Regions from separate parts of the Homo sapiens genome. Here region 2 is linked to region 1. Evidence: read pairs that join two places in POLR2A ChIA-PET (ENCODE). Cell type or tissue: A673. All regions are shown on one strand. Links, peaks and the distances in the headings refer to the core of each region. The heading gives the core; the rest is flanking DNA.

What was found. Peaks named below come from ENCODE experiments on the same cell type or tissue, not always from the same donor. Only the 100,000 strongest peaks of a DNase experiment are listed, where the experiment ranks them.
Region 2: POLR2A ChIA-PET joins it to region 1 with 11 read pairs; 3 of 35 experiments call an interaction of 5 or more read pairs at or near these places.

Annotation. Positions count from the first base shown.
Region 1 is chr12:56,710,722-56,716,098 of GRCh38, reverse strand. NACA (nascent polypeptide associated complex subunit alpha) reads left to right here. Exons shown (of 9, transcript NM_001365896.1): 3 at 1-228; 4 at 1,412-1,497; 5 at 1,660-1,737; 6 at 2,416-2,562; 7 at 2,909-3,037; 8 at 3,191-3,313; 9 at 3,547-3,672. The coding sequence ends at 3,561. Among named protein-coding and RNA genes, the nearest start is that of NACA, 12 kb to the left of the region's middle. In A673, for the core only: no CTCF peak of the experiment used is centred there; no DNase peak of the experiment used is centred there; H3K27ac peaks cover 2,638 bases.
Region 2 is chr12:56,587,396-56,592,772 of GRCh38, reverse strand. RBMS2 (RNA binding motif single stranded interacting protein 2) reads right to left here. Exons shown (of 14, transcript NM_002898.4): 11 at 5,109-5,219; 12 at 4,399-4,479; 13 at 3,755-3,841; 14 at 1-3,633. The coding sequence ends at 3,761. It also overlaps the pseudogene RNU6-343P. Among named protein-coding and RNA genes, the nearest start is that of BAZ2A, 40 kb to the left of the region's middle. In A673, for the core only: a CTCF peak has its summit at 2,318 (motif pointing right); a DNase peak (open chromatin) is centred at 2,372.

The DNA of each region.
Region 1 (5,377 bases), core at 86-5,085:
CTCCTAAACAGCAATTTCTGCCGTCCTCTCCTGGGCTGGTGTTGGAATCACCCTCTAAACCCCTTGCCCCTGCTGATGAGGATGAGCTGCTGCCTCTGATTCCCCCGGAACCAATCTCTGGGGGAGTGCCTTTCCAGTCGGTCCTCGTCAACATGCCCACCCCTAAATCTGCTGGAATCCCTGTCCCAACCCCCTCTGCCAAGCAACCTGTTACGAAGAACAACAAGGGTATTTGCCTTGGTTTGCCGTGTGCATGGTGTGTCTGTCGTCCACACCCCTCTTGGGCGCTACCCACCAATACTAACCCTGTGATGCGCCGCTTTCTCCAGTGAATCTGCTTGGGTTTGGATGTAGAACATAGAATGATAATTTTAAATGCAAAAGTTCTAGGAATATGAAACCAAATCTTGGTTTTCATTACTTCAGATAGATACATAGTACATTGTGTATCATTTTTGTGTAATGTGGCCCGGACTACCCTGAGCCTGCCATGCCATCTATTTTACCTAATTGATCTGACATTGAAAACCAAGACCTGCCAGACCTTTTCATTTGCTCTAATCCCTACCACATCACTAACTAACCTTGTCCCTGGGCCTGAGATTTGGTAAAATTATTGGAGAATTGAACTATTTGTATTTATTTTTCCATTATTAGACTTAGTAATGACCAGTTGCCCAGGGACTCCCTTTTCATAAAAATGTAGAAATCTGTTTTTCCTAGCCTGAAAATGGTGCAGGTGTATGCTTTTTTTCCTCAGTAGTCTTTACTGATGCTTGGCCTTTGAATTGAAAGAAATTTATGTGAATTATGTTTGGAAAAACTAGAGATATAGGTCATCATCATTGAGAATCTTCTAATTATATTGATTAGATCACATTGCTGGGGTGAATGGTTTGAAAATGAGGCTGAATATGTGTACGTGTCTGCTTTTGACTTCCTCCAACCCAGTTTAAAAGTTGAGGGGAAAACCACCCAACCTGTTGTGCCTCCACGGTGTGATTTTGGTTTTTTCACTTAAGTGTATCTGGGGGCACCTTCTGACAGAACTTTACAGGGATAATTGGACTATTGGGTAAAATTTTAGAGTCATATGGGTCATTATTTGCCTGTGCCAAGAAACAAAGACCTTGAGGGAAAGAAAGCAGTTACAGTATATTAAACTGCTCAGCTATTTCTAGTGATTAGTCCTCATTTCTGGGGTTAGGGCTGGGTCTTTACTAGATGTGTACCCGCTAGTTAGTGACTAAGTTAGGGGCTATCAAGCTGACTTCACACAAGCCAGTTGGTTTACATTTAACATTCTTAGGTCTAGCATGAGGCATTCACCTCTAGTCCAGGGCAGGCTGTGGTGAAGTACCTTCTCTTATAATTTCTACTATAAAGCAGTAAAAGTTGTTTCTCATCTTAGGGTCTGGAACAGAATCTGACAGTGATGAATCAGTACCAGAGCTTGAAGAACAGGATTCCACCCAGGCAACCACACAACAAGCCCAGGTGGGTATTCTCTTACTAACTGGTATTGGGTCAAAGAAGCAGGGTTGATCAGGGCAACTTTTGTATTTGGAACTGTGAACCTTCATAAAGGAAAACCCACAAGGAGATTGTGCTATCCAGATCTTAGATTCTGGTTAACTAATAGCTGTTTTATCTTCTTAGCTGGCGGCAGCAGCTGAAATTGATGAAGAACCAGTCAGTAAAGCAAAACAGAGTCGGAGTGAAAAGAAGGCACGGAAGGTAAGATTTGAAAAGGATTTCAGGATCTTATGAAGCACCTTTATACAGAGTGGAACTGTTTATTTCCATAGGTTTTTGGGGAACAGGTGGTATTTTGGTTATACAAGTAAGTTCTCTAGTGGTGATTTTTGAGATTTTGGTGCACCTGTCACCCAAGCAGTATACACTGAACCCAATTCTTAGTAGTGGTAGAATCCCGTTGAAAGTAACAGAAGTAGCTAGGTTGGTGGCTCACACCTGTTATCCCAGCACACTGGAAGGCCAAGGCAGATGGATCACTTGAGGTCAGGAGTTCAAGACCAGCCTGGCCAACATGGCGAAACCCCATCTCTACTAAAAATACCAAAAATATATAGCAGGGCATGGTGGTAACGCTCCTGTAATCCCAGCTACTAAGGTGGCTGAGGCACGGCAATTGCTTGAACCTGGGAGACGGACATTACATTGAGCCGAGATTGCACCACTGCACTCCAGCCTGGGCGACAGAGCAAGACCTGCCTCCAAAAAATAAAAAATAAAGTAACAGAAGTTACTACGGCAGAAAACCCATTCTCTATTCTTGTATGAACTTTTCTCAGCCTGGGGAAAGGCTTTGCTTTGGATGTTGTATTATGTTCCTTGCTTCTTTAGGCTGCTTCTAAAGAGGTTGAAAACCTGATACTATTTTCTCTTCTTTAGGCTATGTCCAAACTGGGTCTTCGGCAGGTTACAGGAGTTACTAGAGTCACTATCCGGAAATCTAAGAATATCCTCTTTGTCATCACAAAACCAGATGTCTACAAGAGCCCTGCTTCAGATACTTACATAGTTTTTGGGGAAGCCAAGGTGAGTAAACTTTTCTTGGGCATTGTTCCAGACCAGGGTTTCTCAACCTCAGCACTGCTGACATTTTGCGTCAGATAGTTCTCTGTTATGGAAGGGCTATCCATTACATCCAGTTTTGATTACCCAAAAACTCCATTGCCATATATCTCCTGGGAGACCTAACTACCCCCTAGTTGAGAACCACTGCTCTAAACCTAAACAACTACTCTTTCTACTGTGAGGGCAAGCAGTTTAAAGCTGTACAATAAGTTACCTGAATGGGTTTACAGAGAGTTGTGAAACTATATGATTTATTTTTCAAAGACTGCTAATCTACTCACATGGATCTGTATTTTCTACCCTGTAGATCGAAGATTTATCCCAGCAAGCACAACTAGCAGCTGCTGAGAAATTCAAAGTTCAAGGTGAAGCTGTCTCAAACATTCAAGAAAACACACAGACTCCAACTGTACAAGAGGAGAGTGAAGAGGAAGAGGTATACTAGGAAATCTTTCATAATTTAACTCTCGCCGTATAGCATTGTGTTCGTGTTGGTGAGCTATATTAAAAACTAGATTCAGGAGACTCCAAAGAACTGCTGAAATTGTTCTTGCCTTTAATTTACTGCTTTTTCCCTCTCATCTCTCAGGTCGATGAAACAGGTGTAGAAGTTAAGGACATTGAATTGGTCATGTCACAAGCAAATGTGTCGAGAGCAAAGGCAGTCCGAGCCCTGAAGAACAACAGTAATGATATTGTAAATGCGATTATGGTAAGTGTTCAAGCCTTTGTTCCTTGACTCCCTCTGCCCTGACCAATTATGAGTGACTTTATTTTGTCTTGCTAAATATCAGCCAATTAAGGAACCTCATTCCAGAGCCTCTTCTGAGTTGCCGTATAGGTTTTAGTGGCCTAAATTCTCCTGATTTGCCTGTAAGAGTTTTAGTGACCTGAATTCTCCTGATTTGCCTATAAGAACCGCTAATTATCTTTTCTCTGTTACAGGAATTAACAATGTAACCATATGGAAGCAACTTTTTTTGGTGTCTCAAAGGAGTAACTGCAGCTTGGTTTGAAATTTGTACTGTTTCTATCATAAATAAAGTTATGGCTTCTTGTTGGATGAATTCAGTCGGTGACTGGTCTCTTCCCCGCCACCCCCCCACACCAAAAAAAAAAAAAACTTAAAAAGGTTCTAGTAATTTATTAATTACTCCTAAGGCCTCCCTCATTTGATAAGGTTTAGTGCCACAGATTTCCCACTTAGAATCTCAGACTTTATACCTCTTTTAAGAAGTTACTGGCCAGGCGTGGTGGCTCACGCCTGTAATCCTGGCACTTTGGGAGGCCAAGGAGGGGGCAGATCACGAGGTCAGGAGATTGAGACCATCCTGGCTAACACGTTGAAACCCCGTCTCCACTAAAAATACAAAAAATTAGCCGGGCGTGGTGGCGGGCACCTGTAGTCCCAGCTGCTTGGGAGGCTGAGGCAGGAGAATGGTGTGAACCTGGGAGGCAGAGCTTGCAGTGAGCCCAGATCACGCCACTGCACTCCAGCCTGGGCGACAGACAGAGCAAGACTCCATCTCAAAAAAAAAAAAAAAAAAAAAAAAGTTACTATACTAGGCTGTTAGGACCTTCTTAACTTAAGGAAATACAACTTGACTATAAAGTTTCTCATTTCTGACCAGGCGCGACGGCTCACACCTGTAATCCCAACACTTTGGGAGGCCAAGGCAGGTGGATCTCTTTAGCCCAGGAATTTGACACCAGCCTGGGAAACATGGCAAAACCCCGCCTCTACAAAAAATAGGATCACTGAGTAATCCCTGAGATCACACCACTGCACTCCAGCCTGGGCGACAGAGTGAGACACTGTCTCAAAAAAATAGTTTCTCATTTCCACTTTCTTTCCCAGATGTTAACTGTTAGCAGATCCCGATTCTTCTGTATCTAGTAATCAGCCCCTTCACTGAACTCCAATCTTTCTGAATGCACACTGGGGCTTTTGTGGCCTCTGAGGAGTTTACATTGGTTACATATCGACATGTAAGAGCTTGGTACAGGGTTGAAGAGAAAGTTGGAGGTACATGAAAAAGCTACCTCCTGAAGGGGAAGATTTTGAGTATATTGTAAACTTTCTGCTCTTAAGCATATTCTCTACAGACATTTTAATCTACAAAGTAGCTTCTGATTAGGACAGCCATAATTACATATTAGGACAATAAATGAAAACTAGGACTCTCCCAGGCTAACTAAAACATAACAGTTAGTTTACAGATAGCTACATAGGAATTCCAAGAAAAACTCAGTTTGGGTTGTCAGAGAATGGTTTGGAGGAAATCAAAGGGCTACAATTTAGAAATGGGAAAGTTACAAGTAAATGTAGAGGCAAGAATCCTGAAATGAACATGTGAAAATACACCTAGAAGGAATATGTTAGAATGGGAATAAATGTGGCTAACATCTAAAACTGGGCTTTAGAACTAAAGGAGTTAAGACATTTTTATAGAATTCAGTCTTTTGGTCTCCATAAAAAATGAGGCCGGCCGGGTACAGTGGCTCACACCTGTAATCCCACCAACTTGGGAGGCTGAGGCAGGCAGGGCAGGCGGGTCACAAGGTCAGGAGATCCAAACCATTCTGGCTAACACAGTGAAACCCCATCTCTACTAAAAATAACAACAAAAAAAAGGGCAGCGCGGTGGCTCATGCCTGTAATCCCAGCAGTTTGGGAGGCCGAGGCGGGTGGATCACGAGGTCAGGGGTTTGAGACCAGCCTGACCAACATGGTGAAACCCCGTCTCTACTAAAAACAGAAAAATTAGCTGGGCGT
Region 2 (5,377 bases), core at 329-5,328, 120 kb after region 1:
TTGGGAGGCTAAGGCGGGCAGATCACCTGAGGTCAGGAGTTCGAGACCAGCCTGGCCAACATGGTGAAACCCCATCTCTACTAAAAATAAAAAAATTAGCCGGGCATGGTGGTGGGTGCCTGTAATCCCAGCTACATGGGAGGCTGAGGCAGGAGAATTGCTTGAACCTGGGAGGCGGAGGTTGCAGTGAGCCGAGATCGTGCCATTGCACTCCAGCCTGGGCGACAGAGCAAGACTCTGTCTGAAAAAATAAAATAAAATAAAAACATCTCTCTCCATCATCATCTCCACATCTTCCTGACCTCTCTACTGGCACCCTCCTCCAAAAAGTCCAATCAGTTTAGGGTCTGAGTATCATCTCAGAGCCTGAGATGAGGAGTAATAACACCGATAGGAGATGGCTAGGCAGGCTCAGAGCCTATAAAGGATTATGCCATCTGAGGAAAGGACTCTAGTGTGTTCTAGCTGACTGAAAACAGAAAAATGCCAAGTACTAAAATATTTTAAGAATGTTATGAGCATCTGTAATGAGTGGGGGTGAGATGTAAAGTACAAAGAGAGTAAGAGCTGGGCTCCATGAAGACAGCATTCAGAAAACACTAGGCATAGTGTTTAAGAGCCCAACCCTTGGCTGTGAGCTGGAAGGCTCCCCTATGTTTCCTTCTGCCATCAACCCAACCAATTAGACTATTTCATGGGAGAAACAGTATCCCTCCTTTCTTCTCCCTCCTTTCCTCCAAACACTCACCCACTGTTACAAATGAACTAACAATTAGGAGAGGAAATGAGTGTAAACCAAATGCACCAAAAAAGAAATTCCTCAGTGCCATTAGCCACTGCAAAATAACTTCAGGCCCCCATCACTTCCCATGCCCAAACCAGAAACACTCATTAATACAATCTAACAAGTAGATTCACATGAGAAGAACTCCAAAAGGTAAATTCAAAATTCAAAACAAAAAATTAGAGCCATTTAAACATTTTAAAATATATATATAGAGAGAGAAAGAAGACAGAATCAGGAGTTCTGTGAGGCAGAGGAGAGGGGAGTGGCAATATCAACAATGGTTTCTATGCGTGAAAGGCCCTTCCTAAACCTCCTACCATAGCAAAGCTCCCCCGGTCTATCAGATGAACAGAATTCTAGATTTGTTTTCTCTTTCTCTCAAAGGCCACTGACAAGAAAGCAGCTATGGTATATTTTCCTTGACTGAGGGCTGGAGACTCAAAAACAAAAGCTATCTGCCCAGCCAGAGCCCTCTAGAAGGTTGCTGGGCTTGGGGCTATTTTACACTGGATAAGCCCTTCCTGAGTTTGGAAGCATCAATTAGAAGACTGCGGCAATTTGTCCTTTACGCTTTATATCCTACCCATTGCCCCGCACTCCCTCACCCCTAGGATGTACATAGAAAGTCGACACTAGGGGCACTGGGACTCTCAATTCTAGGGTGGCTGGGAAGGGAGGGAAAGCTGGGCCGAGCTCTACTTGTGACAACTGATACTACAGTTTCTTTTCCCCTGCTGTCACCCCCTTCCTCTCCCTATGGCCAGCCTAATGAACACCTGTCTCTCTATCCTCCATTATTTGCCTTTGTCTGACTGTCTAGTGGAGAGGCACCTGGCCTTGAAGTGCAAGGGAGTCAAATTCTCCTTTCAGTGCATAAGGGAGTGACTGGGAGAAGACAAGAGCAGGATTTTATTTCCTAGAAGATGGGTGAAGTCTTTCTTCAATCTGTCTCCATGTGTATAGAGTCACATCTTGCAGAAGGGGACAGTTAAAGACCAAGACATAGGCTTTTTTAAAGGACTCCTGACCTCATAAAGAGTTGGAATTTATTGCTCTTTGCTACCCTAGCTCCCCGTTGTCCTTCCACAGAAGGAACATTATTTCTGATGTCCTGGTTCCCTGGGCAAAGGGTCCAAGCACACCGGGGCAGGGCAGGTTGCTCTGGACAGTTTAGAGAGCTTTGTCCTTTCCCACCATTGCACAGCACACACCAGAACAATGCCCACCTGAATCCCTCTGAGTACATGTGTGCATTCAGCATGGAGCCACAGCTCTTTCAAGAATCACTCTTGCTATATGCAGAGTTATCAAAAGTCAAAGTCTGGGGAGAATTCAAGGATCCCAGTCCAGTCCTTCCCCAACAGTTGCATGAGTGTCAAAAGGCACTGTTTGTCCAGGGTTGGGGTGAAAATTTACCCTAACCCAGGAGGCAGGGACAACACTGTCTATATCAGTGTTTCCCAGTCTTGGCAATATTGACCCCTGGAGTCAGATAATTCTTGGCTGGGGGTAGTGGGGACTATCCTATGCAGTGTAGGATGTTTAGCAGCCACTAGATGCCAGTAGCACACACATCCCACCTCCAGGCGTGGCAATCAAAACTGTCTCTAGATGTTGCCAAAGGCCTGAGGGACAAAACCACCTCTGATTGAGAACTCCTGGTCTGTGAGTGAAGCAGCAGATCTTCCACCGTGTGGAAGGAGCCTATGTGGATTCAACTAGGTCGCAGCTGCAAAGGCTCTGAGCACAGCAATGTGTAACAGGGAAGAGAGGGGCCATGAAGCCCAGGACAGAAAATATCCTCCAGGAGGCAAGAAAGCAGGTACTCCCAAAAAGCTATACCTCAGATGCTGTTGGCCTTGGCAGTGAGAAGAGTTGATAAAAGTCAGTAAGTCCATTCTTCCGGAACTTGCCAGGGAAGACCTAGTCTTCAACCAAGTTTGGCTCAAGGGTGTGTTCCCAGGGCTGTGGAGTTGTCTCTTTAGTAAGCCTGGGTCACATCTGTGCTTTCTGAAGCCAAAGTCTAGTTTTTTCTCCCAGGGTGTGGCAGGGTGGGGGAAAGAACAGCCACTTCCATGGCCTACTTAGTGTTCTGCCTTGTTCCTTGCCCAGCCTGCCCCCCAACCCCAAATTCCACATGAAATTTCATTTTTAAAAATCCATAAAATTAAAAGCTGTAAAAGGGCAAAGTAGGCAGGCTCAGCTGTTTAGAAAAGAGAAAAAGAAGAATCTGGACAAGAGAAAGAAGGCATAATATGGGTGAAGAGGAGATGGGGTGCATGAGCTGAGAGCTTTACAAAATAACATTTTTAGAGCCTGCATACTTTTTAAAACACATACACACATGCATCAAAAAAGTCCATAACTAAGCTCAGTAAGTAGGGCTCCTTCATCGATGTTCCAGCACCACACCTTTCTGTTCTGTTTTGGTTTGTAAAGAAATAATTACAAATTGTTTTAAAAGCATTCCCAAATAATTCCAATACATCGAAAACTTTTTCATATAGATGAGAAGCTGCGACCACCATGTCTCTTCAAGGTAGGGGAAAAGTACGTTGCAGTTAAAAACAAAAAGCTTTCTTTGCAAAAGAAGAAAAGTTTTTTTGATCTCCTTGAATGTAGCACACAAAAAAAGTGATGGTTCCCCCAGGCTCCATCAGCAATAGTAAAGGGCAGGAACGTAGAGATTTCTTTTTCCAGGCCCAGGCCTGTGAAAAACGATGGCTAAGTGTTAGTCCTTAGCAGGGCCGACGGATGGTCTCCATTCCTGGTTAACCCTCTGGAATCTGGGAGCATGAGTATCTCCAAGAATTCATTTCTATTCAGTAAAGATGGGGAGGGGAATCCTAAAGAAGGCACAAGCCAGAGAGGAGACAAGACAAACATGAGAACCTGTCTGACTTCAGGCCGGGCTGAGCTGCTGTCTGCCAGTGCAGCCCTCCCTGCCCCCCAGCATGTGGTTCTTACCCACTGTTACTTGTTGAACTGGAAAGAATAGACCCCATGCTCTGAGGGTGCGTCCACTGCCACTTGGTTCTGTTGGCCGCTGCTCTCCTGTGCCATAGCCAAGGAGGGGGGTCATCTTGCGCATTCCTTTCCTCACCTCCACTACAGCAGCCTGACCAAAGCCCACCCTACATCGAGTGCCCTCCCAAACCTACCCACTCTCCACACTCATGTGTGAGTGTTTCCACCCACACCACCACTTCCCCAACCTTCCTACAGCCTGTCCTCTTCCCAAGACGCATTAGTCAATACAAGCCAGCATCCTGGTGTCAACTACTGGCTGGCCAAATGTAAGGAAGGGCCTCATTCATGAACTCAGACCAAGTCCTTCTTTCCTACATCTGCTGTTGTTTTTTTTTTAAATATGGAACGCTTCACAAATTTGCATGTCATCCTTGCACAGGGGCCATAATCTTCTCTGTATTGTTCCAATTTTAGTATGCATGCTGCCGAAGCGAGCACATCCTTCCTACGTTCTTCGTATACCTACCAGCTATTTGTGAACACAGAATCAGCATCATTGTGAGAGAAAGATCTTGATCAGGGGGAAACCTGCCTCCGTTCATTTTCCTAATCTCAATCCAAAGAAATGATAACACCCTTACCTCGACTGAAACACTGGAAGAAGGCACAGGGGTGTACTGGGAGATGTAAGCTCCTTGCATAGCTGCAGCCGTCGGCATATACTAGAAAGAGAAACATCAACAGGCTTACAGCAGTGATTTTTGGCTACATTTGAAGCAGCTGAGGGGCTTTAAAAAAAATACTGACACCTGTATTCTACCCCAGAGATTCTATTTTAATTGGTCTGAGCATTTGCATCTTAAAAGCACTTCAGGTGGTTCTAAAGTACACTGTTAGGGAGACGTCTCCCTATATGACTTATTTTCCTCCTCTTTCCTGACTTTCTTCTGCTTTTCCTCAACACACTCCCTTCTCTACCCTTGAGCCCTTTCTATGCAAAAAGGAATGCAGTAGGCCTAAAAGAAACCTAATGAGCTTCCTCCATCCTTCCAGGTACTATTTTGATGAGGATTCCTAGGACGTGTGTGTATCTTAAACTAATATGCAGACAGAAGCACTATTCACAAGGTGCATGAGTAGGAATCAGTTAAAAGGGGTGGGCTGGGGAGCAGAATGGCTGTATTCCTGGCTCATGGAGCACTACCATTGTAGTTTATGTCCTGTTCTGAGTGTGCCCCGGATGACACTGAAGTAATTCCATCATTATTCATAAGTTACTTACGCTGAAGAGTATTACACAGGTATGCCTTGCTCAGTAGGAGAGTTTACAATCAGAAATATCCTGCTTTACCGTGCCTGTGCTGCTGAGGGAGAGATGGCCCAGTTGCTGGGTAAGGGGTCCCATCATGGAGGCAGGCTGGAGAGAAATGGGATGGTCCATCCCTGGTGTCAGAACTGAACCCTAGAGGCAGCAACAAAGGACAGGGTTAGCTGCAGCATCCTGTGAGGCTGCCTAAAGCAGTGATCGGTGGCTGTCAGGACCACTGGAGACAGACATTTAAGAATCCTGGGAAATGGTAAGTGAGCAGCAACCCAACTATGCAACAAGAATAGGAACTC